2 separate regions of the Mus musculus genome follow, and region 2 is linked to region 1. Evidence: chromatin loops called from intact Hi-C (ENCODE). Cell type or tissue: heart. All regions are shown on one strand. Each heading gives the region's core, and the rest is flanking DNA. Links, peaks and the distances in the headings are about the cores only.

Evidence for each region. A loop is a pair of places that touch in the nucleus more often than their neighbours do. Peaks named below come from ENCODE experiments on the same cell type or tissue, not always from the same donor. Only the 100,000 strongest peaks of a DNase experiment are listed, where the experiment ranks them.
Region 2: a loop joins it to region 1, with 6 times the contacts of the local background. A loop is called at or near these places in 20 of 42 quality-filtered maps.

The regions. Positions count from the first base shown.
Region 1 is chr10:75,479,167-75,494,107 of GRCm38, reverse strand. No RefSeq gene overlaps it. Among named protein-coding and RNA genes, the nearest start is that of Gucd1, 31 kb to the left of the region's middle. In heart, for the core only: a CTCF peak has its summit at 7,500 (motif pointing right); a DNase peak (open chromatin) is centred at 7,467.
Region 2 is chr10:75,177,602-75,191,690 of GRCm38, reverse strand. It overlaps Bcr (BCR activator of RhoGEF and GTPase), which reads right to left. Exons shown (of 23, transcript NM_001081412.2): 19 at 13,668-13,807; 20 at 11,433-11,567; 21 at 10,451-10,556; 22 at 9,960-10,122; 23 at 6,768-9,451. The coding sequence ends at 9,362. Among named protein-coding and RNA genes, the nearest start is that of Specc1l, 27 kb to the left of the region's middle. In heart, for the core only: no CTCF peak of the experiment used is centred there; a DNase peak (open chromatin) is centred at 9,200.

The DNA.
Region 1 (14,941 bases), core at 4,039-12,038:
ACCCTCTAGTCAAGCATCATTCTCCTTTCATCGTTATGATTACAAAATCCCACCAAATATATCACCTGGGCTCAATACTCCCCCTCTCACCCCACAGCCTCAGAGGACTTCATCCCCTTATCTCTGATCGTTCTCCTTTATACTCCCGTACTTGCAGTTAAGAAGCCCAATGGAACCTATCACTTGGTTCAGGATCTCCGACATATTAACTTGGCAGTGGTGCCTCTTCACCCTGTGGTCCCAAAGCCCTATACTCTTCTACCATCCCCTCAGATCAAAGTCTCCCAAGAACTTCTGCCACTGGCTCTCCTGAGACTGAGGGCCTTCCCAGAGAAACCTCTATCCCTTGTTTTGAGCTCAAGTATGGACAGCTGGTTCTGCCTCCTGGTCGCCTGTCTTAGCTGTCACCTCTCCCTGATCACCTCCTTTCTCCTCTGTTAAGCTCGCTATTTTCACATGCTCTGTTGGAACTACACCCACTACTGCTTGCCTCAGTGTCACCCTTGACTCCCTTTCCTCCTCAAACAACATTGAGGACTTGGTCCTCCTCCCTACTTTTGATCACAACCCCCCTCCTCTTTCTTCTTAAATGGAGAAAGGTCATCCTTACTACCCCCAGGTCATCCTTACTACCCCAACTGTCTCTAAACTTGATGGCTTCCCTCACTGGACTCTTCTGTGAGAATTCTACTTCAAGGTAGTCTGGTGGATGCCATAAAGGAGGAACTGTGGTGGGTGTGATGGTTTGTATATGCTCGGCCCTGGGAGTAGTACTTTTAGAAGGTGTGGCCCTGTTGGAGTGGGTGTGTCACTGTAGGCATGGCCTTTAAGACCTTCATCAAGCCAGTCTTCCGCTAGCAGCCTTCAGATGAAGATGTAGAACTCTCAGCTCCTCCTGCACCATGCCTGCCTGGAAGCTGCCATGTTCCCTGCCTTGATGATAATGGACTGAACCTCTGAACCTGTAAGCCAGCCCCAATTAAATGTTTTCCTTATAAGAGTTGCCTTGGTCATGGTGTCTGCTCACATCAATAAAACCCTAACTAAGAAAGTGGGCAAGTGAGATTTCTGGAGACGGTTGACCAGTTTGCACAGCTACAATGGATGTACCTCGGAGAGGCACAGTCCTGAGGGATTCATCTCTGGATTACTTCTTGATGCTGCTGCTGCTCCTTCTCATGTCTGTCACTGCTATCGTCCTCATACATCTGGCGTGGTGTGGTTGGGCATGGAGAGATCCTTACTGCCTATAGTCTGGTATGATGACTTCTTGGGCTTATTGGTCAGTTTTCCTGCAGGTCAATATGAAGGTGAACTTTGGTGAAATAATTTTATTTTGATGAAGCAATGATTTTTTACAGAAGTTGTGATTTGATTTAAATAGTTTGGGGGAAGTTAGGGTAGTTTATAGAAAGTTTAAGGGGATTTACATTGTTTTGCCAAAAAGATATAATAAAGTTAGAATTAGAGTAGAACATGCCCCTTCCCTTGTAGACTAGCAAAGGCTTCATAGGTTAGAAAATGTGCACCGTGAGCTTCCATGCATTATAAGCGTGCAATTGTACTTGGAAGAGAAAAATAGGCTTGGGACAACAATCAAAGAAAACACTCATTCTAGGTTAGGTCTGAGTTCCTGGATCTTGTGATTTGGGAATGTGGACATAGGTTTCAGAGTGGACCACGAAAAGACAGGGTTAGGAATAAAGAGTAGATTATTCTACTGTCAGTATGAGAATAGACAATAGATGATTAGCCAGTTTAGTTGAACAAGACTTCAAAAATAAGACATGTTGCAGGATATCTGGATTGTGTTATTTACTGGAAGAAGAAAAAACTGTTTCTAGTTGTGGTGTGACTCAGCCATAGCATAGACCTTTAATCCAAGAGGTTTCTGTTTATCATAAGAAAGATTATATAAAGTTAACCATAGGTCAAGAGGTGGAGCAAGCATCTAATTGACAGGAAGTGAACATAGGAAAAAAATCATAAAGAGCAAGAGGAAGTCAAGAGGATGGATAGAGAAATGCACAGGAAGTAGAAGAGGGGGGGCATTCAGTTTGAGGTTTTTGAGACAGTGTGAAGAGCTTCCTATTGGGACGTCGGCTGAGGAGGAAGGCCAGCTGGGTAATTTTTTTTTTTTTTTTTTTTTTTTGCCTCTCTGAGGCTTTCAAACCCAGCATCTGGCTCCCAAGTCTGTCTTGGTAAAAGCAAACATTTGAGATTTTTATGAAGAACAACATTTGGCACTACAACGTGTGGCATGACCACATGGACGAAGAAATCATGCCGGCTACAGACAAACTGAGAAGCCATCAGATTTGGTTAAGGCACCTGGGAGTCCTCAGAGAGAGAGAGTTAAGGATGGGAAATACCATAATACAATGCACTAGGGACCCTGCTACTGCTGCTCCAGATGGCTTGAAAAATATAAGCAGAAAATGAAAAGATAGTATCTTAATTGAGATTGACATAATACTGATTATAATTACTATCAGTCTGGTAGTTCAGATTTTACCCTTAATGGCCATAGTGGGGTTTGTGTGTGTGTGTGTGTCAAATATGATAAGTGGCTCTTACTCTCTCTCTTCTCCTCTTGCCCCTCTCTACCTACTCCCCTCCCCCCACATGCTCATGCTGGCCTCTACTCTCTCTCTCACTTCCCCCCCTGCCTTTCTCTCAACTCCTCTCCCTATGCCCTGAATAAACCCTATTTTATACTAAAATAATAGAATAAGTGAATTGATAAGAGACAAGCCTTAGAAAGAAAGATGAAAATTAAGGAAAATACTCAGACACAGAGGAATTTAGACAAGGACCTACCATGCCACCAAATAATGAAACTGAAGAGAGGAAGCCCAAGGTTGTTTGAAAACCAACCTTTAGTTCATCCAGTTACTATGTAAGGCTTACCAGCAAATGATAGATGCCCCCAAGGTTATGAAGAAATTAAAGAAAATCCTATAGATGTATTAGATTTGAGAAGATTCAAGGAAGCGATCATTTCATATGTGTTCACCATATGTGAAGCAGATATTAATTCATGGGCAACTCAGAACAGAATTATTCTCTAAGACTGGAAAGATTTGGCAACAGCTATAATGGAAGATGGCCCTCAGTTACAATGGTGAACATGGAAGAAAGAGGAAGCTAGGGCCACAGAACAATGAAATAGGGCCAGAGATTTAAATATTTCCCAAGATCAGTTGCTAAGTGAAAGTCAATATGCTGAGCTACAAAAGCAGCTGGAATTTGATGATAACACCTTGGAGCTATGTCATTTAGCAACTTTAAATGCTTGGGACAAAACTGAAGAATCAGGAAAGAGGTTCGAGTTGTTTACTAAAATCATACAAGACCAAAAGAAGCCTATACTAATTTTTTTTCAAAGATAACTTCAACTGTAAATAGAATAGTATCAGATACAGAGGTCAGAAGAAATCTTAGGATGAAGCTCCTGGGGCTGTACCTTCTAGGATTCACTCATGGCAGCCATGCAAGACAGTGGGCTGTCTCCAGGAAGCTCAGTTGCCCACTGCAGTTGCTCCTGCATGGTGTTCACCAAAAATGGATCCTCCAGTTCAATTCTTGGGTCCATTTTCTTGGAAAACTTTTTCCCAGTCCTTTACTCTGAAGCAATGTCCATCTTCATTGCTGAGATATGTTTCTTGTATGTGGCAGAAAGAAGGATCCTGCTTTCTCATCCATTCTGCTAGCCTGTGTCTTTTTATTGGGGAATTGAGTCCATTGATGTTGGGAGACTAACATCTCCCATCTATGATGATTGAAAGTTTTGCTGGGTATAGTAACCTGGGCTGGCATTTGTGGTCTCTTAGAGTCGGCAAGACAGTCCAAACCCCTTCTGGCTTTTAATATCTCTCTCCTCCCCGTGTGTGTGTGTGTGTGTGTGTGTGTGTGTGTGTGTGTGTGTGTGTATGTAAGGTTGTTGAAGCTTTTCTCCATCCACTGAATACATATCTGTCTGTCTGTGTATATGTCTGTCTGTCTGTCTATATGTACGTACATATCTATATGTATGTGTGTGTATATATGTTGGAGCCTACTTTGCTTCATCCAGTGTGTGTGTGTGTGTGTGAGATCACTGGCCACATCAGTGGAAGCCTGAAGTGGAAGTTTCTGGTTGTGTCATGTGATGAAGACTCCCTTGATGTTTTGCTGAGGCAAGACCTATGAGAGGATATGTGATATTTGGAGAGAGTATAAGTAGGACTCAATAGACAGAGACAGGGCACTTGTATAGCTAGCCTTGCAACACTTCATTGGTCTCTGATCTTCCCTTCATTGAGAAAGGCATGGCAGAGAACTCCTGGCATTCTGCCTGGTCCTGGTTGCTCCCACTGACTCGTGCTGATTAGGTAGAGGCCTGGTGGTTTTAAGCATCTGAGAACCCTTATAAAAGTAGGTTTTAAAAAAATCTAAGCCTACAGGAGCCCAAATAGCCTCTATCAGTGGCAGTTTCCCTAGTTACTATCAATAGCAGTTTAAGCCAGTTGCCACCAACACTGGTCTCCTTTCTTTCCTGCTACCATCAGTCGAATCAGCTCATGCCTGGTGCCAACACCAGCTTCCCCCTCCTCCCTTTCTCTTTTTAATTGCACCCACATTCGTTAACAGAAACATTACTAAAGCTTAAATTACACATCAAAGCCCACATATTGGTAGTGGGAGACTTCAACACTCTACTCTCACCAGTGGACAGGTCATCAAGAGAGAAACTAAACAGAGAAATAGTGAGACTGACAGCAGTATGAATCAAATGTACCTAACAAATGTCTACGGAACATTACACCCAAACACAAAAGCATATACCTTCTTCTCAGCGCATAGTTGGTCACAAAACAAGCCTCAACCGGTATGACAAAGTTGAAATAACCCCTTATATCTTGTCAGACGGCCATGGATTAACGCTGGAATTCAGCAGCAACAGAAACAACATAAAGCCTACAATCTCATGGAAACTGAACAACTCTCTACTAAAAGACTATTAGGTGAGGGATACGAGTGGACAGAAAGGTCGCAGCATTTGGCGAACGCATGGTTTACTGATGGTTCATCATCCACTGACGGAACCAAAACTAATGGAAAATGGCAACCTATTGACAGGGGGATAGAATGGCTGAGACTGAGGAAGGACCCACAAAATCAGTGTGGCACTATTGGCTATTAACACAAACAACCACTACAAAAGCAAAAAGAAAGTATCTTCTCCAAATTCATACTGTATGTGCAAAGGTATAGCTATATGGTCATCATGGAAACTGCCACTAACTGGCAGAAAAATGGCAAAGATATATGGTCCTGGGAGGAATAAATGGAAATGGTAAAACCTAGCAAACTTAGGGAAGACATCACATTTATATAGTTCATACAGGCAAGACAGACAAAATGTCTGAAAAATAATGAAATAGTGGAATGAATTGGTATCTTTAATTAAGACTAGAATATTGAAATTTGCCAGGGAACAAACTCAGAATAAATCAGCAAGAATGATAGATCACCCATTCAAAAAACTTGAACGTTGTTTATCCTCCTAACACTAAAAAAAATAAGGGGAAATGGAGAACCAGATTAAACCAGTACAACCCTGTGAGAATATTATTAGGAACCCAATGCCAGGTGGTGGTTCACACCTTTATTCCCAGCACTTGGGAGGCAGAGGCAGGCAGATTTCTGAGTTCGAGGCCAGCCTGTTCTACAGAGTGAGTTCCAGGACAGCCAAGGGTACACAGAGAAACCCTGTCTCAAAACAAAACAAAATTATAATGGTTTAAATTTAAAAGCTATTTGCAAAAGGGAAGCTAAAATTAAAAGTAAATGTCCTTTATGATCTAAAAATAAATACACTTAAGCCTTGAATTTATATCACTGTTCTCAGATATGCCCTTTGGCCACTGTAGTGCTACCAAATTGGTGAGGATTGCATTTGCTAACGGCAGAGAAAGATGGATGGCCATTGTCTCTTCCTCAGGGAGGAAAGTTGCTTGTATATCAACCAGTCAGGCTTCACAGTAAAACAGAAGATCTTGCCACTCCAGATGGATCTCCAAAAACATAGAAAACAGCTTAACACCTCTGGCCAGTGGACCATTAACAGTCCAATATGGAAATGGACACTACCCTTCTTGTCTGTGTTTTCTCTTTTTCCTAATCAATCACACATTGACGTAAAGACTTCTTGTCTAGATTTCTTCAAAAACAGATCCAAAAGATGTCTAACCAGACCTTTAATCAGATGTTATTACAGGATTACCGCCCCTCAGCTCTGAAGCCTGCAACTTCTGATTATACCCTAACAGCGAAGATCAAACTCATCCCACGGACCGCTATACCACACTCAGCAGGGAGTAGTCTAGTGATAGCATTGTCCCCTTTCTACCCTGTCTGTCAATATTATCAATAACAAACAAAAAAGGGAGGAATGTTGGCTATTAATGCAGAATACTCAAGCGGGAGGGAAAGGTGTCCCTGCTGTGGACTCTTTATAAATCTCATAGACTTTGTAAACGCTCAAGGCAGGAAAGTGGTCAGGCCTGAGGATCTCTAGCAGCCAGTTCCCTCCCTCAGACCCCTCTAACTGTCAAAATAGCATTTCCAGTATCTGCAACTATCACACAGTCTTCTCAAAAGGACCCTTTCCAGATTATGCTAATTTTAGGCGAAAAATCTGAACAAAAAGCCACCAATCCCTGAGCAGGAAAACCCACCAATCACTGAGCACCCCCAAGCTCAGGACTTGAAATCCCACCAATCGTCACCCTGGAAATTCCTGCCCTGAAAGCTCCACCCCCCGAAGGAATCCTATATAAAGGTAGTGTCTGATCAGTTCCCTGCTGTCTTCTCCTGGGAGCAGAGACAGTCAACCCTGGATTGTCCCTCTATATTCCATAAATCTCTTTTAAGAGATTTGCTGTCTGGTGTGACTTGCCAAGAAGCAATGAAGAGAAGAAGGGAAGAAGTGGAGCAGGGTTGAGACTCCTGAACGCCTCAGCTCAGCTGGAGATCCCCTCCCCTGGGAGCTGCAATGCCTCTGCTGGGGAGATATCCTGTCAGAGCTGTGTGGATTCTGGGCTTCCGTGTCTTAGGATACCCTTCCATTGGATTACCTTGTCTTTGGGTGGTTCTTGGGCTTCTGAGTCCCAGGACAACTTTCCTTCATACAAGTTCTGATGAGGCAGAGAGACAAGACTTATTCCTATCTGATCCCCATATTTAGGGAACAAGGTGGCCACCCATGAAGGATCCACATCCCAGCCACAGACTCCCACAGTACATCCTTCAAGGACACAGAGGAGAGTCATTGCTCCCTTCCTAGGTGCCCAGAGAGCAGGCACAGACTGTGGAGCAGACCCTCCCCAGAGGAAGTAGGTGGAATGGAGGATGATGAGTCCCACCAACAGGAAAGTTCTCGGTCATACCTTTCTCCAGAAGAAGATGGAAGGAAATGTGTTCCTGTGCATTAATGTGCAATGCAAAGACCAACCTCTAGGTGGCAGCACCAGAACAGTCTTTCCAGATCACCCAGCCAGACCAAGAGCAGCAAGAAACCCAAGCAATTACACTTGAAGTGGTTCTCAGACTTCCCAATGCTGCGACCCTTTAATACAGTTCCTCGTGTTGTGGTGACCCACAACCATAAAATTATTTTGTTGCTACTTCATAACTGTAATTCTAAGAATGTTAAGAATCTTAATGTAAATGTCTGTGTTTTCCGATGGTCTTAGGCAACTCCTTTAAAAGGGTTGTCTGGCCCCAAGAGGGTCACGGCCCATAGATTTTGAACCACTGAGTTAAAGGGAGCACGGTGTCTGCACTCAGTGGGCAGTCAGCAAGGGCTTGCTTAATGTTCAGCAGGCCAGCGATGGGCGGGCTTTAGGAAGCCAGCAAGGAGTGTGACAGGCAAGGCAAGACTTGGGTTTAAAATCCTGGAGCAGGGAGACACTAGGTACCCACAGTTTCGGAGGCTGGGCCTGCCTGTGGAAATAACAGCTTGCCTCAAATAACTAAATCATTGGGTTCCTGACATTGCCCCAAATCAGAAAGGCTTAGTAGGAAACTAATGACTGATAGATGCTATGATAACAGTTTAACAGATAATTAGTGTGAATCATAGAGATCAGTACTTGGAAGTTTTAGGAGTTCAAAACCAGCTTGAACTACATAGTGAGTTCTAGGCCAACCTGTGCTACATAGGCAAAATTCTGTCTCAAAAAGCAGAACAAACAAATACCACACAAAGCCAATGGAAACAGAGACAGTAAGAACAGAGTTACATAAAACACGAGTAGTTCATGGAACCCATCTGTAGGGGAGAGGAATTAGAAACGAGACCTGTAGGGACCTGAGAGGTAGTTCAGTTGTTAAGAATGCCTACGGCATTGGTGGCACATGTCTTTAATCCCAGCACTCAAGAAAGCAGAGGCTGTTGGATCTCTGAGTTCCAGGCCAGCCTGGTCTACAGAGGGAGTTCCAGGACAACAGAGAATCCCTGTCTTGAAAACCAAAACTAAACGAATGGAAGAAGCCAGCCACTTGAAAGCAAGGACAGCAGAAAGAAGAGCTTTCCAAAGGGCTTTAGCAAAACATTCAGCTTGAACATACGATCTCTTTCTCTCCTTGGGCCAGACCGGAGGACGTGTGGAATGCATGGTTGTGTGCATGTATGCATATGTGCATGCGCGTAAGGGATGGTGTGTCACTGTGGATGTGGGCTTTAAGACCCTCATCCTAGCTGCCTGGAAGCCACAATTCTGCTAGCAGCCCTCAGATTAAGATGGAGATGTAGAACTCTCATCTCCTCCCACACCATGCCTGCCTAGATGTTGCCTGTCATGTTCCCACCTTGATGATAATGGACTGAACCTCTGAACCTGCAAGCCAGCCCCAATTAAATGGCCTTTACAAGACTTGCCTTGGCCATGGTGTGTTCTCACAGCAATGGAAACCCTAACTAAGACAGTGGGCCTCTCAGCACTGGGTATCTCTAGTCTGAGAAGAAAAGGTATTAAGATTCGAGATGGCTGAAGCAATGACCACTTTAAACATGGAGCAGCTGGGAGCAAAATGCCCTGGAATCTTCCATCAGTGGGCACCTGGCTTGAACTAGGAAGTAGTGCGTGTTTACTCGAGCCTAATCCTCAGGAGGTTTCACAGGGCAAGGAGAGGGAGAAAGGAAATGGGGCCTGGCTTCCTCTTTTCCTCTCAGCTGCTAAAAACCCAGCTGACAAATGTTTAAGAACGGGACTTTTACAGAGACGTGCTGTGGATGGCACTTTCCAGAATTAAACAGGTACCCGGGATCCAACTACCAAGAACATGGTCCTTGCAATTCGACAGGAAGGTGTTGTGCATAGGAAGTCAAACCCATGGCCAGAAGTGTAGTGTATTATCACTAAATCACCACCGGCTTTCTTAGAATATTCCAGCAAGAAACCATTTGTCATTTTCACACACACACAGAGTCAGAGCTCTGACCACACACAGCAGGAGACACATTTCTTTTTTTTGGCTTCAAGGGAAGATAAAAATACATTTCACATAAGACATTTGCAAAAGATCAGAGAAAAATTCATGAAGAGAGAGAGACCAGTGCGGGCCACAAGAGGCGGAATCAGATTTCCTCCCATGGCCTCCCCACCCCTCTGAGACAGAACCTGGGCATCAGGAGCACAGAGCACTTCTGCTGCAGACATCCTCCATGAATTTGTAGGAATTGAATGTTAGAATCCATCCTTGCTTGCTGTTCCTCCCACGGATACCAACAGACAGCCCACTGGGATGCTGTGATTCCCAGGCTAGCCCTCTTGCTAGTGCCACCACTCTGAGGGGTACCGCACTCTGCTCTCCACCCCATCCTCCGTGTCCTCTCAGAAAGCCAGGCTGTGAACCTTCCTCATCCTCTGCTTCTCTTCAGGGACTCAGTCATGCTATCTCTCTTTGGAGCCCCAGCGATGCTGATGGCTGTCTGTCTGCTCACGCTGTTAATGACGCTAATTTCTTAGCCTCTAGTAATCCATGTTACTGTCCTGTTGAACCACCCACCCCATCCAAAACCTAACACCCAGTGCTGTATGCGGGGAGCTAAGGGCTAATCCCAGGGAAAAGATAGAGTTACTGTCCTACCCTGCCTCTAGCTGGGACTTAGAAACATTTCACTCCCAGAGAACCTATAGCCCTATAGACGTTTCTCAATTTGCTGACCACCCCTAGGCCAGGATCATCACATGCTGAACAATTGTACTTCTTGAGAAATCAAGTTCAATTTAGTCTCTTGGGCATTTATAGAGAGTTTGTCTCTCTGCTTCAAATGCCCACCATTCTGCCTCATCACCTGAGAACTGGCATCGACCAAACCAAAGAAAACTAAAGGCCGTCCTCGTCCTGGGGTGTGAGACACTTTCCTAGCATTCTCTGACACTGAAAATAAATCTTTTCTGCTCACTGCTTGCTATCTAAGTGGGCACCATGCTGCATATCCCCTGATGGCTCTGGTCTTCCTCTCAGAGCTCATTGTTACCGTCTTAGAGTTACTATTGCATCAAGGAACACCATGACCCAAGTAAGTTGGGGAGGAAAGGGGTTTTTCGGCTTACACTTTCATAGTGATGTTCACCATAGGAGAAGTCAGGGCCAGAACTCAAATATGGCAGGAACCTGGAGGCAGGAGTTAGTGGTGGCTGCAGGAAAGCACTTGGCGCATGATGTCTCACACCATTTTGCTGGTACAGCCTACTGAGAGGCCAGCAGGCAGGACTTGGCGCTGACTAGGAGTCTGTGAGGGCATGGAAGGTGTTTGTAAAACATATGCAGAACATCTGAAGAGAACAAATCCCAGCGCCCCTTCCATGGCACCTGATATCAGTCAGTTGTTTGATTTTATTGGCCCCTGGCAGATCTCAGCTGTCTTGTTTAGCCCACAGATACAGACACGCCAGCTGTGTAACAGACTGGATCAAAGAGAAGACTACGTGCTCCTCCATCATCAGGCCCAACAGGCTGGGAAGAAATTGAGTTGGAAGCATTAGGGACTTGGAACAGGTGCACACAGTGAGCTGCATCGAACCTGTTGTATGATAGTGATCCTGTTTCCACTTAGTTACACCGGAGCCAAGACTGAATGTCTGACATGAACCGTGAATGATCTCCTTACTCCGAAACTACCGTGGCCCCTCCGCTCCTTTCCTTCTTCTTTTTACTTAAACATTTTTATGATAATTCAGATAGAAAGCATTTTTGCCAGGCTAGAGAGGTGGTTCAATGGTTAAGAGCACTGACTGTTCTTCTGAAGGTCCTGAGTTCAAATCCCAGCAACCATGTGGTGGCTCATAATTATCTGTAATGGGATCTGATGCCCTCTTCCGGTGTGTCTAAAGACAACTACAGTGTACTTACATGTAATAAATAAATAAATCTTAAAAAAAAAAAAGAAAGCGCTTTTGCCAAGGTTGGTTCCTGTCCTTGAAACTGTTCCTGTCTGCTTTATAGCAGTGAGCACACCAACCCTTCATGGGCGTTGGGGAGAACGAGTGCTGCTTACCCTGTAACTGTTTGCTCCCTGTGCCTGGCTCAGCCTGCTCTTATAGAACCCAGGGCCACCAGCCCAGGGATGGCATTACACGCAATGGGCTGGCTTCACACATTAATGGCTAGTTTAGAAAATTCCCAACAGGCTTGCCTACAGCCAGATTTTATGGAGGCATTTTCTCAAGTGAGGCTCCCTGCCATCGGATGACTTTAACTTGTGTCAAGCTGACATAAAGTTAGCCAGCCCAACTGACCCCTTGTCAGCTTGACACACAAGTCACTGCTAAAAGCCAACCTTCCCTTTCTTGGTCACCCCCACAACCTCATATAAAACAATATAAATAACTTTAAAAATCAATCTTGAAGAATTCAAACAATTCAGTCTCTTTGAAATAACCAATCCAAAGTCTTTTCAAAATGTAAAGTCTCTTGACTGGGACCTTCCGTAAAAGCAAAAATAAACCGAATGCTTTCTCACTTCAAGAGGGAAGGATTGGGGCACAGATAATCACAACCAAAGCAAAGCAGACTCTCAATGTGTAAACGACACAATGTCTGATATCAGGAATTCACTCACAATCTTCTGGGCTTTCCCAAAGAGCTTGAGTCACTTCTCCAGCTCTGCCGTCTGCAGCACACGCAGATTGTCTTCTAGGCTACAGCTGGCTCCACTCCACTGCTGCTGCTGTTCCTGATGGTCATTCCATGGTCCTGGCATCTCCAAAATGCTGGTGGGGATCTTCTGTTGCAACTGGGCTACACTTTCACCAATAGTCTCTCATGGGTTCTCTTCAAGGTGCCAAACGTCAACTTCTCTCCATGACCCCTTTAGTCCTGGGTCTTCCAACTACTGCTGAGGCTGCACCTCACCAATGGCCTCTCCTGGCCTCTCACAGTGCCCAAAGTCAGCTGCTCTGCATGACCCCTTCATGCCTTCAAAACCAGTACCACCTGGGTGACTTTTTTGTTGTTGTTTTGTTTTGTTTGTGTAAAAATTATACTTTGGAGCTTGAGCCCCTGCGTTGAAGGGAGAAGGATCCGGGGCTAATGGGCCTTATAATCGCCAACCATTTCTGTATCTCCTCTCTTTTCCCCACCAACCATTCTGATCCTGTCCCTCCCCTCCATCTTCGGGTGATTTTTCTCTTCCTTTCCTTCCTGCTACACTTCTCCGCCTCTATCTTCATTCTCCGATCATCCACTGTTCCATTTCCACCACCCCGTTGGTCCTGGCGATGCGTGTATGCGGGTGCACTCACCACCGACCTTTACTATCCTTCCTGTTCCGTTTCCTCCTCCCACTCTTGCAGAGACCCTGGTGGGGCAGGGCGCCAGTGGAAGACCGAGTTCTACAGCTGGAGCTCCTACATGGAGCACTGAAAGAACCAGTTCGACCACTATAGCAAGTGCTGCTCAGACCTGTGACCCCTTGGGAGACCCCAGGTCCTGCTGCCCTGCCCGAGCCCCTAGCTTATGTATAGTATTTATTTAAGGGCTGGGATATAATACAACTGAGCCCCCAGGTCTTGTCCACCCCACCCCACCCCGACTTCTCCCACTAAGGGCTCCCCATCTTTTGCATGTTTTGCACTGAGCTCCCCTCACTGCAGTGCCTTCGCCCCTCTGTGTTGCCAATAAACTGTTGCAGCCACTAGAGTCTGTGCAACCCACCTGGGTGACTCTTACGCCTCCATCACCAAGTTCAGCTGCCTGCACGAGGTACAACCATGGCCACCTTTGGAACACAGCTTCTGTGTGCTCTTAAGAAACACTTCCCAGAAGATTTCACTTCAATGGTGCTAGTCAACTTCTTAAGCACTGTTAATGTCTCAGCCCCAGCTGACCAACATCAAGCATCCCTGTAAAGCAAAGTAGTTCTGGTGTCTTTTTTTTTTTTTTTTTTAAAGCCAACTCTTGATTTATTTATTATATGTGAGTACACTGTAGCTGTCTTCAGACACCCCAGAAGAGGGCATCAGATCCCATTACAGATGGTTGTAAGCCACCATATGGTTGCTGGGATTTGAACTCAGGACCTCCGGAAGAGCAGTCAGTGCTCTTAACCGCTGAGCCATTTCTCCAGCCCGGTTCTGGTATCTTCTAAGCAGCTGACTCTTCAGCTCCAGTAACCAGAACCACAGAATCTTCATTCAAAATAGCAAATGGCACCTAGAGTCTTTAAATTTCCCTCTGACCCTTGGAAAGCCAGGCCTCCGCCTTCTGCACTGCTCTCAACAGTCTTTCTTATCTTCCAAGCTCCCACAGAACAGCTCACCAAACACTGACCACTCAGTGGCTTTACTTGTGTGAAGTTTCAAAGTTCTTCCCCAGAACGACATGGTCCAGTCTGTCATAGTGATATCCCACTCCCTGGTACCAGCTTGTCTTAGTTAGGGTAACTGTTGCTCTGATGAAACACGGAGTCCAAAGCAACTTGAGGAAGAAAGGGCTTACACTTCCATAGTGATGTCCATCACAGAAGGAAACCAGGACAGGCACTCACACAGGGCAGGAACCTGGAGGCAGGAGCTGATTCAGGGGCCATGGAGGGGTGCTGCTTACTGGCTTGCTCCTTGAGGCTTGTTCAGCCTGCTTTCTTTTCTTTCTAAAGATTTATTTATTTATTTATTTTATGTTTATGAGTACACTATAGTTGTACAGATGGTTGTGAGCCATCATGTAGTTGCTGGGAATTGAACTCAGGACCTCTGCTCACTCCGGCCCTGCTCGCTCCTGCCCAAAGATTTATTTATGCAAGTACACTGTAGCTGTCTTTTAGACACACTAGAAAAGGGCATTATATCTCATTACGGATGGTTGTGAACCACCATGTGGTTGCTGGGATTTGAACTCAGGACCTTCGGAAGAGCAGTCAGGGCTCTTAACTTTGAGCCATCTCTCCAGCCCACAGCCTGCTTTCTTATAGAACCCAGGACCACCGCCCAGGGTGGCCCCACCCACAATGAGCAGAGCAGAACCCCATCAATCACTAAGAAAATACTGTACAGGCTTGCCACCTGCTGGATCTTAGGAAGGCATCCCCCACCCCCATCCCCACCCCCACCCCCACCCCCTGGTTGAGGCTCCTTCCTCTCAGATGACTTTAGCTTGTGTCAAGCTGACAGAAAACTAGCCAGCACAATTACAGTCTATTTGCTGCTGGGTTGTTTATCTCTTTCTTTTTGATTCAGAGTCCTGAGTTCCATTTCTGAGTGAACTCAGCAAACCCTCGTCTTTTCCCAGTCACATGATATCTCAGTATCCATCTGCCATTGCCACCCTCTTTATATGGGGGATCAAAGTAGGGACTGGGACATGGTAGGAACCCCTCTAACACTGGGGTACAACCCAGGGCTTGATTTTGAAAGTGAAGGTCTCCTTTGCTACCTAGGCAGCCCTTCAG
Region 2 (14,089 bases), core at 6,090-14,089, 300 kb after region 1:
AAGGCTCCAAGCACTCAGGAATTACGCCCAACAGTGGACAGATGGGACCGCATGAAGTTAAATAGCTTATGCACAGCTAAGGAAACAGTCAAGTCCAGGGCCATCCCACAGAATAGAAAAATCGCCCGAGGATTAATATGTACAATATAGAAAAAAAAAACTTAAAAAAAGATTGTAACGACAAGAAAACTGAAAATGGACTATTGCAGCTGGAGAGATGCTCAGTGGTTAAGAGCCCTTGCTGCTCTTGCAGAGGATCTGGGTTTAGTTCCAACACCTACGTGGCAGCTCACACCCATCTGAAAGTCTAGTTCCAGGGACCCTATTCCCTCTTCTGGCCTCTTTTGGGTGCAGGCATACATATGGTACACATTATATACATGCAGGCAAAACACCCAGACACATAAAATAAAAATAACCCTTTAAAAAAAACATGGAAAGTTGAAATGCACAGAGGGCTCTCAAAAGAAGAGATGTAAATGGCCAATAACTAGTTTTAAAAGTGTTCAACTGCCTTAGCAGTCAGGGAAATGCAAACCAAAACTACTTTGAGACTCCATCTCCTTCCAATCAGAATGGCTACCATTAAGAAAACGAGGGGTTGGGGCTGGAGAGATGGCTCTGTGGTTAAGAGCACTGACTGCTCTTCTAGAGGTCCTGAATTCAATTCCCAGCAACCACATGGTGACTCACAACCATCTGTAATGGGATCAGATGCCCTCTTCTGGTGTGCCTGAAGACAGCTACAGTGTACTCATATACATAAAATAAATAAATAAATCTTAAAAAAAAAAGATAACAAGGGATGGGAAATGCTGGCTGTGGGTGAGGCCGTATAAAGAGGAGCTTTTCACTGAGTGGTGAGTGGGGAAGTGGGTGCTGCTACTGTGGAAATCTGTGTTCAGGTTTCTAAGGAAGCTAAGATTATAACTACTATACGATGTCACAGTTCCTCTGCTCCCAGGCAGATACTCTAAGGACTCTCGGTCTTTCACAGAGATATGTGCACATCCATGTTTATTTCTGATCTGCCCACAACAGCACGGTAATAGGATCTGCCTAGTGTCCTGGCAGATGGATGGATCCACGAAAAGCAGTATGCATAAATAATGCAACTTCATTGGGCCATGCAGAAAAAAGGAAATTATGATAATCAAGAAAAGTTCATGGAAACGGACACTGTCCTATTAGGTGAGGTAACCCAGGCTCAGGAAGACAAGCACCACATGTGTTCCTCTCATATCGACCCAAACGAAGAATGCATAAAAAGGCCATAAATAAAATGGATACTTTAAAAACAATAAAATAAATTTTAATAAAATAAAGAAAATAAAGAAAAAGTTAAACTGAAGCACACTGGGGAGATGGATAAAGCTACTCTCAGAAGCCATAGGATATTAAATGAAATTTCTAGTGCCCGGTGTGGGCCATCTCCCAATGACTTCTTGGCCAGTGTAGTGGCTATTCCTGGTTGTCAACTATCTGGAATGAACTACAATCCAGAATTGGAAGGCTCACCTGTGATCCTAATCTGGAGGCTGGGAGATACAAGTTTCTGACCTGGATCTTGGTATGGAGCTCTTGGTATTGAATGCCAGAAGATTAAGGCAGGGAGGTCTCTGCGTTCGAGGCCATCTGAGACAAAGCACGTCCCAGATCCAGGCATGGTGGCACACACCTTTAATCTGGGCCACACCTTCTGCTGGAGACCTACATGAGGACATTGGAAGAAGGAAGATTTGCTCTCTCTTTTTCGCCTGCTTGCCTTGTGGGACTGAGCAACTGCTAGATCCTTGGACTTCCCATTCACAGCTGTTGCTGACCATTGTTGGGGAGTTGGACTACAGACTGTAAGTCATCATAACAAATTCTCTTACTATGTAGAGACTACCCATAAGTTCTGTGACTAGAGAACAGCCAGAGAGGCCCCTAAAACATTCTAGGCTATTACCCTTGCTCTTGACCACCACCACATCTACATGGTAAGTCGATGACTGAAGACATCACAGGCTTTGGTCACGGGCGTAGAGGAATCTTCTTCCTGATTGGCTAGCTTGAATGGTGGTGGAGGTGCTGCCCACACTGCTAGGGCAGAAGTCCTTAGCAGTCTTACACAACTGTAACCTGTTATGCTACACTATTGACCTGCCAGGCAATGTGGGCCCACTGGTGGGACAGTTAATGGGGGAACAACTTTCTGATTGGATCTAAGGTCTGCTCCCCAGGGGAGGACTCACCTGGTACTCTAGATCTGATCTTTTGATCAGATGCCCACGGCTGCCGAGGTTACAAGCCTTAGTCAGTGGCAAGGCTCAGACTGCTGTCCTATTAAACGGACATGTGCCTATCCCAGTGGCCTTCTCAATATTTATGCCCAGAGGTTAGTACTGCTCTCAACTTTGGTCAGACCATCTTCTTTTTGTGGCGGGCAGTGACGACTGCGGCGATAATTACTCAAGGTGCAAGGAATTAGTAACTGTTGGATGCTCAATTCTGTATCATCTCCTCCAAGGCTCAGAGAACATTAAGACCAGATGGATAGAGAGCAGGGGCTGGAAGGAGTATGGTCGTACACCATCTTCCTGATGTGGACAGCCAGTACACGTAAGAGCTCATAGCAAGCTGGCAGTGGTGGAGCACAACTTGAATCCTAGCACTAAGGAGGCAGAGGCAGGCAGATCTCTGTGAGTTCAATGCCAATCTGGTCTACAGAGTTAGTTTCAGGATAAACAGGGCCACACAGAGAAACCCTGTCTCAAAAACTAAGGAAAACAACAACAAGGACAACAAACCCAAAGACTCAGCAGCTATGATTCTCTGCAGAAGTCCTACGCAAGACCGTGCCTAGCAACAACCTGTTATGGAAAGGGAGTTATAGGCTTTTAAAACTTGCTACAGGGGAAGGTCTCATGAGATTCCCATTCCTCCCTTGAGGATCTATAGGCAGTGAATTGTTGCTCAGGGAACAATGTAACCACTGGCTAGTTGCCAGTACTCCTGCCTATAAACCCTTACCCATGTTCCTGTAAGCAACCCTAATTAAACTCATTGAGTCAGACACACACACACACACACACACACACACACACACACACACCACACACACACACACCACATACACACCACACTTACACATCACACACATATACCACACATAACACATACACACCATACATATACACACAAACACACAAACACACCATGTTTACATACCACACACATACATACCATACATACACACACAAAACACACAAGCACCACACATATGCACCACATACACACACATACCACACATACACACCATACACACACCACATACACACACACCACACACACACACCACATACACACACTACATACATACCATACACACAACCACACATAACACACATAACACACACACACACACACACACACACGAATAGAAACTAGTTGGGAAGAGAAAGGTATCAGAGGTGAGATAGATTGATTTGATTGATATAGATTATGTACAATCTAGTATAGAATGTCACAATGAAACCGTTATTCTTTATCACTAACATATATTAAAAATTAAATTTAAAAATCTATCTTCGGGAGTTAGGATGTAGCCCAATGGTAACACATACCCGTAGCATGTGCAAGGTGCTAGATTTGATCCCCAGCAGACACCAACATACATCTCCCATTTCAAGGTAGAGTTCACTGATGTCGGAGCCAACAGTAGCCCTGGTGAACGTCCCCCAGCCTCCCTTTGCAGTGTTGGTGATGGAGTCCAGGCCCGGCTTCTTAGGCAAGCACCAAATCTCAGAGCCAAATTTCTAGCCCTCAGTGCTTTCTGAAGACTGGAAATGAGCTGTGTGTGAGGCAAAGCTGACAGATTCCAAACATACTGAGGGGCCATGCAGATGGGGGTGGATATGGGGCTGAGGGTAGGAAGGGTGTGGACACAAGGACAGGACACAAAGGACAAGGGCGGTGAGGACAAGCAGAAGGCCCTCTCCACTTTCCTTTGTGGGCACAGCTGGTGGTGCAGAGGGGCAGCCAAAGCCCCAAGAGCAGTTCTGCAAGCCCTTAGTTTCGCTCAAATGCTCTGTTGCACCATTGCCAAGTGTGGGGGTGACCTTTACCTCTGCCTCGTTGGCTTCTGCCCCTCTCCTTTAGACTTCAGACCCTAGGACTGACAGACGTATTTTGACTTCCTCATTGTGTGACCATATCAGTTTCCTGTGGCAGCCTTACAAACATATAGACTACGGGGCTCCAGAAAACCTGGCTTTGCCTCCTCTCCTAGCTCCAGAGGCCAGTAGTGCCAAACTCATCTGTTGGCAGGTGGTTTCCTTCTGGAGGCTCTGGGTGGAATTCTGGTCCAGGCTTCCCTCTTCAGTCAGTGTCTCCTGTACCCTTGACAATATTTGACATATGATTTTTTTTTTCCCCTTCCATCTTTCCATGGTATTTTCTCATTTGTTTTCTTGTTTGCTTTTCGAAACATGGTCTTGCTAGACAGCCCAAGTCAGATGAGCCATTTCCAAATTCCATACTCAGGATGGGGATGCAGATTAAGTCTCTGAAGTACTTCTGTAGTTGGGGACAAGGTCTGAGGAACTCTGAGGCCTTTCTTGGGATGTATTACCATCTGACATCAGGGCAGGCTGCTGGGTTTAGGGAAGTTTATCACTTACTCCTCTCCGAGTAACTGGTACCTTTTCTAATTTGGTTATGAATTAGATGTGACCCTTCTGTGAATGCTTGTCATTGTTACACCCCTGGCTGGCCGTTCTGTAAGAACTGGAGGGTACAGGGCTCTCCCTGGAAGCCGACCATGGCTTGTCAGCTCTCTCCCACTCCCATTAGGCCAGACGGGATGGATTCAAACTCCACTGGCTTCCTCGTTCCCTGGCAGGGTCTTGCTCCAGTCTTGCTGGCACTGTGGGCACTGCTCCAGCCAAAGCCATTTGGGTCTCTTCAAGAGCAGTTTGTCACTCTTCATGTTGTTTATCTTTCCAGAACTATTTGCCACTGCCCCTCTTCAGACCTTGTAAAACTTCCTTTTAAGGCTGCTGGGACGCTGGGGTGGGAGGAGTCACAAGACGTTCTTTTGTGATTTCTGTATGAATTTGATGGGTCATGAAGCTAGAAAGCATCAGCCTGTGCTATTGTGTTTGGGTCAAGGTTGACCCTAACACACCTCGCATAAAGTTGGTACGTTTGGGGACAGAGCTCAGCATTTGCCGGCAGGCAGGATCTGAGGTGTTAATGTAAGTGGGGTTACTCCATTTTCCTCTATGTGAATGGTTATTAACCTTCCTAATGCTGTGACCCTTTAATACAGTTCCTTATGTTGTGCTGACCCCCACTCCTATGACCATAAAATGATCTTGTTGCTACTTCATAGCTGTTATGAATTGTACTGTAAATATCTGAGATACAGGATATCCGTGAATGGGTCATTTGACCCCTCTCTCCAAATGCAGTTTGTGACCTATTGGTTTAGAATTGGTGCTCTAAGGGATCAAGGAAGTGTTGATAACTTCAGGTTTGAGACACAGTGATTGACCCTGTCTCTAAGCCATACTACTGGCCTGGGTTTGGACAGACGTGGCCCTTGCATGGAGAAACACGGTGAGGAGTCAGCTTTGCTTGAAAAACCAACTCCTAGTTTAGAGATGCAATGGAGCCATGAATGCTCTTATGCGTGTAAGTTTTCCAAACAGAGCCAGGCAGACAATGTAAGAGACCATGCTGATTGTAACCTCTTAGGGGCCGGACATAGCCAAGTACTGGTAGAAGCCCGTCTTCATCATCGTACGCAGTTTCCTGGGAAGGGTAGGATCTGGCATGCTTCTGGAGTGGGCCTGGGGTTATGGCTGCTGAGGCTTCTCAGAATCCAAGGGTGAGGGTACAGCTCTTTTGGTCATGCATGGTGACTCTGTCAAGTCACCAATGGGGCAGTGAGAGCCTGCTACTCTGAGTAACCCTGTCACACCTAACACCCCATAACCTTGCACTGTCATCGGATGGCAGTGGCAACAGTGATAGTCACATTGCTCAGGCTCCCCACTCTTGGCCATTTGTCAAGTGACCCTTATGCTAGGAAGTTATTGGGGGTGACCTGCTATAGGTGCTATTGAAGATAATGTGATGGCTGCCTGGATATGGCTAGGCTCCTCTTCCCTAGCTGCCGCCATTAAAGACTCCGAGTTACACACTTGTTGACTCTGGGTGCTGCTTCCCTGTAATTTGGGCAGGCTTCTGAGGGCAAGGCTAGAGGCATCTAAGAACACCCACCTCCTCTGCATGCCATAGAAAGATAGGATCTAGCTGCCTCTCTGCAATCCCAGCAGGCTAAGTGGCTTGAAACAGGCATAGGTGAGGAGAACCAGGGTCAAGTAAGACAAGCAAGACTGGTCAACCACCCTACTGCCATCTCTCCCACTTGCAGGGTCAAGACTACATTTCCCAGGTGGCTTCTCTTCTTCATCCTTAGTCAAGGCAATGGTCCTTGCCCAGACTAGTCCTTGGGTCTGAGGACTTAGCTGCTGCTCTGTATCTTGAAGCTGCCTCCCTGGCACCTACCTGTGGGTCCTCAATTCCACGAAAGCAGGACTTCCCACAGTGGTGCAATGTAGACTCCTCCTCCCCCACCAACGGCCTGACTGGACAATGAGAGCTCTGTAACACTGTTTTTTTTTCCCCCTATGCTTGTGGGTTCTAGTTTTGCCCCAGCAATGCAGGGCTTTCAAACTCGAGAGGCGACTGACCGACTAGAAACCACCACAAACCGAAGTAGTCTCAGGAGACTTTAATGAGAGTGTCCGTGGTCCTTCTGGTACAGAGTGGTAGTACAGACAGCCGAGTTCAAAAGCAGGATCGCAGCTAAGAGACCATCCACCCACTGCAGAGGCCAGGCTACCACCAGGAAAGCCAAGCCCACTGTGCCCAGGACCCAGGTCCCAAGGTAAGAAAGTATCACTTCTTCCTTTAGCGTCTGGCAGCCACGCCTGGTGGGCGGTCATAACGGACTGGGGCCGTCATTCTCTTTGCAGAGGGTAAAGCTGAGTCACCCCCATTCCTGGACAACGCCATGTATTTTCTTTGCCAGCTTAGAGGCCTGCAAGGCGTGAGGCGGTAAGAGAGGCAGCCCCAGTCACTGCTGCCGTGGCCCGATGGCGGAGGGGCACTTTTTAGACCGACACAGGGATGCTCATTCCATCATCAAATAACACATAACCTAAATAAATAAAGTGAACCGAGGCAGGGGGTGGGCCAGGGAATGCACATTGGCACATTGATATATTGCTTTCCAGTTCAAGGTGACAGACACAAAGCAAACAATGGGTTGGGGGGGAGGGGAGGGGAGGAGGTGCAGAAACAACAGTGGGGGGCTGGGAGGTTACTCAGCTTTTCTCAGCAGTGCTCCCCTTACAGGGTCAGAGCCATGACATGGACTGGGATGAACAGCCAAACTAGAGGAGCCCAGTGGGTCCAAAAATGCTCAAGAGCAGACCAATGGGTAGCTCTGCTGAGGGGAAAAAAAAAAGCCAACTAAACACTGTATGCAGACAGAGACCCTGTAGGGTCTTTTGTTTCCTGCCCAATACCTTAGGCAGGTTCAAGAGCAGACGGGAGGGGAAGACATGGCTCTGCCTCTCAGGGGTCCCCCATGTGCTGTGGGGTTGGTGGATGCCATCGGTGGGCATACCCACCGTCCAGACATGGGAGGGGCTGTGGGGTATGTGACCGGGTGCAGGAGTCCTCACGGGACAGGCAGTCTACACCCCTAAAATTATGCCTTCCTGCAGGAGCAGCTCAGGATTCAAGTCTCTCGTCAGCCTTTTTTCTTCTCTCCCCAGCTACTTGTACGCCAGCCCTACACAGTAGTCTTGGCTGTCCAGATAAGCATGATGCTGCCAAGGCTGGTCCTGAGCTCATGGCAACTCTGCCTCTGTCACCCAAGGGTGGGATTCTACCCTTTAAGAAATGATGCAAGGGTTTATGGGATTCCTTCTTGAAGACAATCAGTGGTTTTCCCTTTCCCTTTGCTAACTAGGGTGGCCAGTAAGAGACAACTACTCCGACTCCCACCCAGCGACAGGGATTGAGGTGGGAGGGCCGCAGGTGGGCTAGCTTTCCATCTTGCTCCTATCCCCAGGCCTGACTTTCCTAGCCTTCTTCCCATATTTCTGATGCTCTGGAGGGAGGCATCAGAAACGACTCCAAACAAAAGGAAGCCGGCTCTCAAAGGAAGACAAAACCCTGCCTGGACATGGCCTGTCCACGGTGTACATTCTAGTATCTTATTAGGTGTCTGAACCCATTAGGAAAAAAAAAATTAGAAACTACGTATAAAACTTAAAAATATTCAAGTATCAAAAGCTATTTCGGATCAAAGTATTAAAACAAGCCACTAGAGGAAACTGCTGTCTTGGAGCAGAGATGGCTGAGAAAGGTAACCGAGTCTGCTCAGACGGGAGCAAGGGAAGGGAGTGGTCTCTTAGATGGGGCAACGAGGGAGAGAGACAGCAGTCAGAGCCAGGCTGGAGATATCACAGCCTTTGTAAGACAGAAGGGAGGCTGTAAGGATCAGTGGGCTCGGCCACTCTCCCTGCAGAAGGAATTGTAAGGTGCGTGACGACCAGGGTCTCCTTCCCCGTGCTGGGTCCTGGGACACTTCTGGGCTGTGGAGGAGCACACTCCTGAGAGGTGCATAGAGAGCCCAGACAAGAGTATCAGAGAACAGGAGCCTGACCTGCTTCTGCACATACATCCATCCTTCTGGGAGGACGGAGCAAGCAGCCAGGGCTGACGATGTTACAGTGCCGAGTCAGCATCTCAGACCCTGTCACACACACAGCGGAATTTCTACGTCAGGGAACGTGAAGGCATCCCCACCTAAACAGAGGGACATGGCTGTGGCCCCCACAATAGGAAGCAGCAGCAGTGTTTATTCAAGACACAACAGTAAGGGATCTGACGGTGTCCCTATTCCCCAGAGAGGGTGCATCGGAACAAATGATCCAGTAGAGATTTTTTTTTTTTAAAACTCTGATAAATTAGATTCGTAAAAACCACTCTCTTCTCCGCCTCTTTTCCCTTGTCCGCAGGCTTGCAGATGGGCTGACTTGGGGTGCCCTCTGGTGGCAACAAGGGAAAGGTACAGTCTGGGGGCCAGCCTGGGGCTTGCAGACACACCTGGATTCTCGCAGGCCCCTTGGCCTTTCGCTTTGGGTACTTGTCTCTTGGCAGATGGCCCAGAGCTTCGGAATGGCTAAATTACACCGCAGGAAGGGTCTCATTCCCACTCTGTGGGCGGGTTCTCTCGTCCCAGTTTTCCAGGTCATTCTGTGGGCCTCCTAATGAGATGACTGATGCCTGGCTTTTAGACTTCAGTGGAAAACAGGATGCTCTGTCTCTTGCTGTCAGGGGCAGGGATGGCCTCCAGCTGCAGGAAGTACAGCAACACTTGGACCTGTTCCGGCAGAGAAGGGAGAGGCGAACCTGTGAGAGGGGTGCAGGTGGGAAGCCTCTCTCAGCTCACACAGCTCCCGTACTAAGAGACCTTGCTGGTGACAAGAGTTGAGCTTGAAAGACTAGCAGATGGGCTCAAATCTAGCCAGGAACAGAGGGGCTAAAAGTAGCCAGAGGGGCTGGAGAGGTGGCTCAGTGGTTAAGAACACTGACTGCTCTTCCGAAGGTCCCAAGTTCAAATCCCAGCAACCACATGGGGGCTCACTACCATCTGTAATGGGATCTGACGCCCTCTTCTGGGGTGTCTGAAGACAGCTACAGTGTACTTATACATAATACATAAATAAATTTTTTTTTTAAAGTAGCCAGGGCCCCTCTTGACCCTCTCAGTGATAGTAGGTAGGCCTCTGTAGTTGAGGTGGGAACGGCTCATGCTGAAGTAGGCTGAGGCTGTCTACCCGACAAGTGTCAAACCAGGGTAACAATGGACTACGGCTTGTTTCCTATACCTGGGACATGACCTCCAGGGACCAGCTGTCAGTCATGGTGATGGGCTGGCTGGGGTTAGCAGGGAGCTTGCTTTCCTTCTCTGAGGGCCGAAGCAGTGTGGGGCCAAAGACCGTGGCGAGGTTGTGCAGGGACATCTTGTTCACCGTCTCCTTTTCAGCTACCCTGTTTCGTGAAGCCAGAGCAGAAGGTGTTATTCCAACATCACACTCAGGGCTTATATAAAGATTCTATCCCCCAGAGTCCGAGGAGTCAGGGACAGAGAGAACCCAAGGCCAGTGGGCAGCTGGGACAGCTCTGGGCCATGATCTGGAAGTGAAGGGCAAGTTCAAGTGCAATGCTGGCTGTGGCTTAGTGTCCGGTGCAGAGGAGAGGGATGCCATCGGCTCTAGTCCCTAGTGTGGGAACCGACTGGAGACTTGAGAAGGAGAGAAGGCCCTTGGTGGTGCATGGTTTTCTGGGGACGGGGGCTGCATGGGAGAGCGGGCGCTACCTTTTCAGGTGGTCCAGGAGGAAGAGGAAGGTGAGCAGGTTGGCTTCTGGGAGGGACAGCAGCAGGTTCAGCATGCAGCTCTCCTTTGCGACGGGGTCTGAAAGAGCTACAGAAGGAGGGCGTTCAGTTCCCAGGGTCGGAGCACAGTCCCGAGACCTCTCATGAGGATGTCAGACGAAACACCCCGAACCCCAAGCCTATGCTGGAAGGCACTGAGGAGTTCAGGCGCCCAACATTGTCTCAGGCCACACAGTTAGACTGACTCCAACTGAGGAAGGCCTGTGGTAAAGGCTTATGTAGCATGGGAGATACCAAAAAAGCCTTCTCTCATCTCAAACGAGCAGCAGCACCCAGGCACCTGTATAGCTTATGGGTAGGCCTGTACTGGGGGTGGGGGTGACAAGTGGGAGGCCTGGGGGGAGGGGCACTGTCTGCTGCTATAAGCACATAGGAAGGCCCCTTCCCCCAGCCCCTGGGAGCTTCCCTTATTTACACGCACACCCTAGGGGCACTTTCCAGCCTGAGAGGCCAGGTCTTGTGGTGAACCGGCCCTGCAGGTTGGATTACCATAAGGGTGAAGTAAGGGGTATGTCTGCCTCCTGTGTGAGTTGGGCACCATCATCCAGGTTGACTAAAGGTGAAGGCTGGGCATAAATCTCTGCTTGACTGGGCCAGGACCTGGGGTTAGAGCATTAGGGGTTCATTGTGGCTACGGGGATCCCACAGCTGGACACGTCCATGGCCACACAGACTGGTTACCCTCTGGCCATACTGAGAGGAGAGGGCAGCAGGCAGCTGTCAGAGATTGCACAGATGGCCTGGTTTTTAGTACCCGCACTGCACAGCCAACTCCCTCAGGTTAGGTTCGAATGTGGGAACAGAGTATCGGGGAACAGTCTGATTCCCTCTCCTAATGGCGCCAGTGAATGGACGAGGCCATGAGATGCTTGCCTCCCACAAGGCCAGGGCCCTCGATGCTCACCAATGCCTTCTGCGAAGTTAGGGTAGAACTCATCCGTGAAGAGGGGCTCGGGCAGCTCACGGAAGTAGAGCTTCAGCGTGCCGGCAATGGCGTTCACGTCCATCTCGCTCATCATCACGGACACATCCTTGTTATCTGCAGAGAACGCAGAAACAGCCTCCGTGTGGGTCCCAGGTCTGCAACCTGCCTGGGCTGACACAGCTTGATGACACACGTGTGTAGCCATCCCCTTTGTGTGGTTTGTTTCCCTACGCCCCCCAGCATTTGTGTGACTGAGTCTGGACAGGGTTGCTGGGAAGAAGGGCCACCAGCTGCAGAGGCAGGCAGGCGTAGGGACTGTTTGAGTCACTTAAGTCGTCACACTGGGTGTTTTCTTAGGACTTAGGCAGCCTCTGGTTCTCTGTGTCAGAGAGCCGGTGTAGTGGTTTGAATGAAAACGGTGCCCACAGACTCAGGAGAGTAGCACTATTGGAGGTGTGACCTTATTGGAGGAAGTGTGCCACGGGGGCTGGGTTTTGAGGTTTCAGAAGCTCAAGCCAGATCCCGTGGCTCACTCTCTTTTCCTGCTGCCTGCTTATCTACTCCTGGCTCCTCTCCAGCACCATGTCTACCTGCAAGCTGCCATGCTTCCTACCATGACAATAAATGGACTACATCTCAGAACGGTAGGGCAGCCCCAGTTAAATGGCTTCCTTTTTAAGAGTTGCTGTGGTCATGGTACATCTCTTCACAGCGATGGAAACCTTATCTAAGACAGAAGGCTGCGTGGAGAAGCTGAAACATGACAGTGAGTCTTATCGAGGAGTGCTGGGTCCTTGATGGCCCAGGCCAAGATGGTGGTATAAAGACTCTGCAAGTACAACATCCTTCTGAGTCCTGTTTCTGTCTGCCTGCTCTTTGGGGAACACTGAGAAAGAACCCTGTGCTGATTGGTTTCTATCAAGTTGAAACAAAGCCTACATATATCTGAGAACCTCAACTGGGTGGGTGGGGGGGAGCTTAGATTGGCCTGCTGGCTTTTCTTGGCAGATGACTGACAGGCAAGGGTCTAGACTACTGGGGGCCCCGTCCAGTAGGGGATCCTGGGTTGTATAAGGTGACAGACTGAGCAAGCCATGAGGAACAAGCTAGTAAGCAGCATCCCTCCATGGCCGTGGCTTTACTTTCTGTCTCCAGGTCCCTCCCCTGAGTTCCTGGACTGCCTTCCTCGCATCATAGACTGTGAGCTGAGTGTCACAACCTGAAATGAACCCTCTCCTCCTCCAATTGCTTTTGCTCTTGGTGTCTGATCCGAGTAAACAGAGACCTTAAGTAAGACTGATCCTCCGAGGTCTCAAAGCCCTTGCTTAGCCTTCAGGATAGTTCTGTCTCCCTTACAGAGTGGGAGTGGTTTGGAGACAGGTAGAAAAGAGACAGCACCAGGGCCATATCCATGCCATTGTCCCACACCTTCCTCAAGGGAGCATAGTCAAATTATCCTGGGATTTAGCATCTCCTGGCCACTCCAAGGCATCAGGCAACACCCCAAGGAAGGCCACGGTCCAGCTTGGTGGCTGTGGTTAGACCTTGGAAGGATTCGGATTTTTAAAAAGAGCTAGCTACTTTTCTTTCTTTTCTTTTTTTTTTTTTAATGTATCTGTGTCTACCTGCATGAGTTTATGTGCACCAGGCACATGCAGGATCCCACAGAGGCCAGAAGAGGACTCTGGATCCTCTGTAACTAGAGTTACAAGTGGTTGTAAGCTATATTGTGGGTGCTGGGAACTTATCCTGGGCCCTGTGCAAGGACAGTACGTGTTCTTTCCTAAGCCATCTGTCCAGCCAGTCTCTTCTTTCTCTTTTGAGACGTGAAAGTTTTAAGTGGGGCCTGATCTCCTTAACTCAAGTGATCCCATCTCAATCTCCTGAGTAGCTCTAACTTCAGAGGTTAATACCAACATGGCCAGACCACATTAGCTCTCAAGTCTTTTTATTTTACTTATTTTCTCTTGAGACAGGGCCTTGCTCTACCACCCTGGCTGGCCTTGACACTGCAGCAATCCTCTTGCCTCTACCTCCCAAATACTAGGATTATAGGTGTGCTAGTTATTAATCATCAATCAATCATCTGTCTGACACAAGGAATCACTATGTAGCTAAAGCTGACCTGGAACCCATTAGTGTGATGTGCCAGGCCCCGTGGGAGTCTCGGTATGGGCACCACTGTTTGTTCCGCACTGCCTGGGTAATACTCACTGACATCAAAGGCTGCCTTCAGTGCCTGGATGTCTGTGGCCACTCCAGACACTCGGTAGATGCCCACCTCCTCCATACCCCGGCGCTCGATCTCTTCCACACACTGGCGCACAATGTAAGGTACCTTGGACCTCTCTCTCCTGCAGGGGGAAAAGAAGGCGTGGAGAGTTTGAGGGCCTGGTCAAGCTTCCCTTCCTGTTATGAGTTCTCAGGTATGTGGCATAGATTTTATCAGGAACTTTCGAAGAACCAAAAGCATCCAATCACATTGCAAGATACCTATGACCCTGTGGAGGAAGGTCAGGAGGCTGTGTTATTTTCTTCCATGGTGCGGGAGAGCACTCAGGGCATCCCTTACAGATACCGGGTAAATAGCCTGAGCTATATCCCTTACCTAGGAGGCTTTTTTTAGGTGACACTGA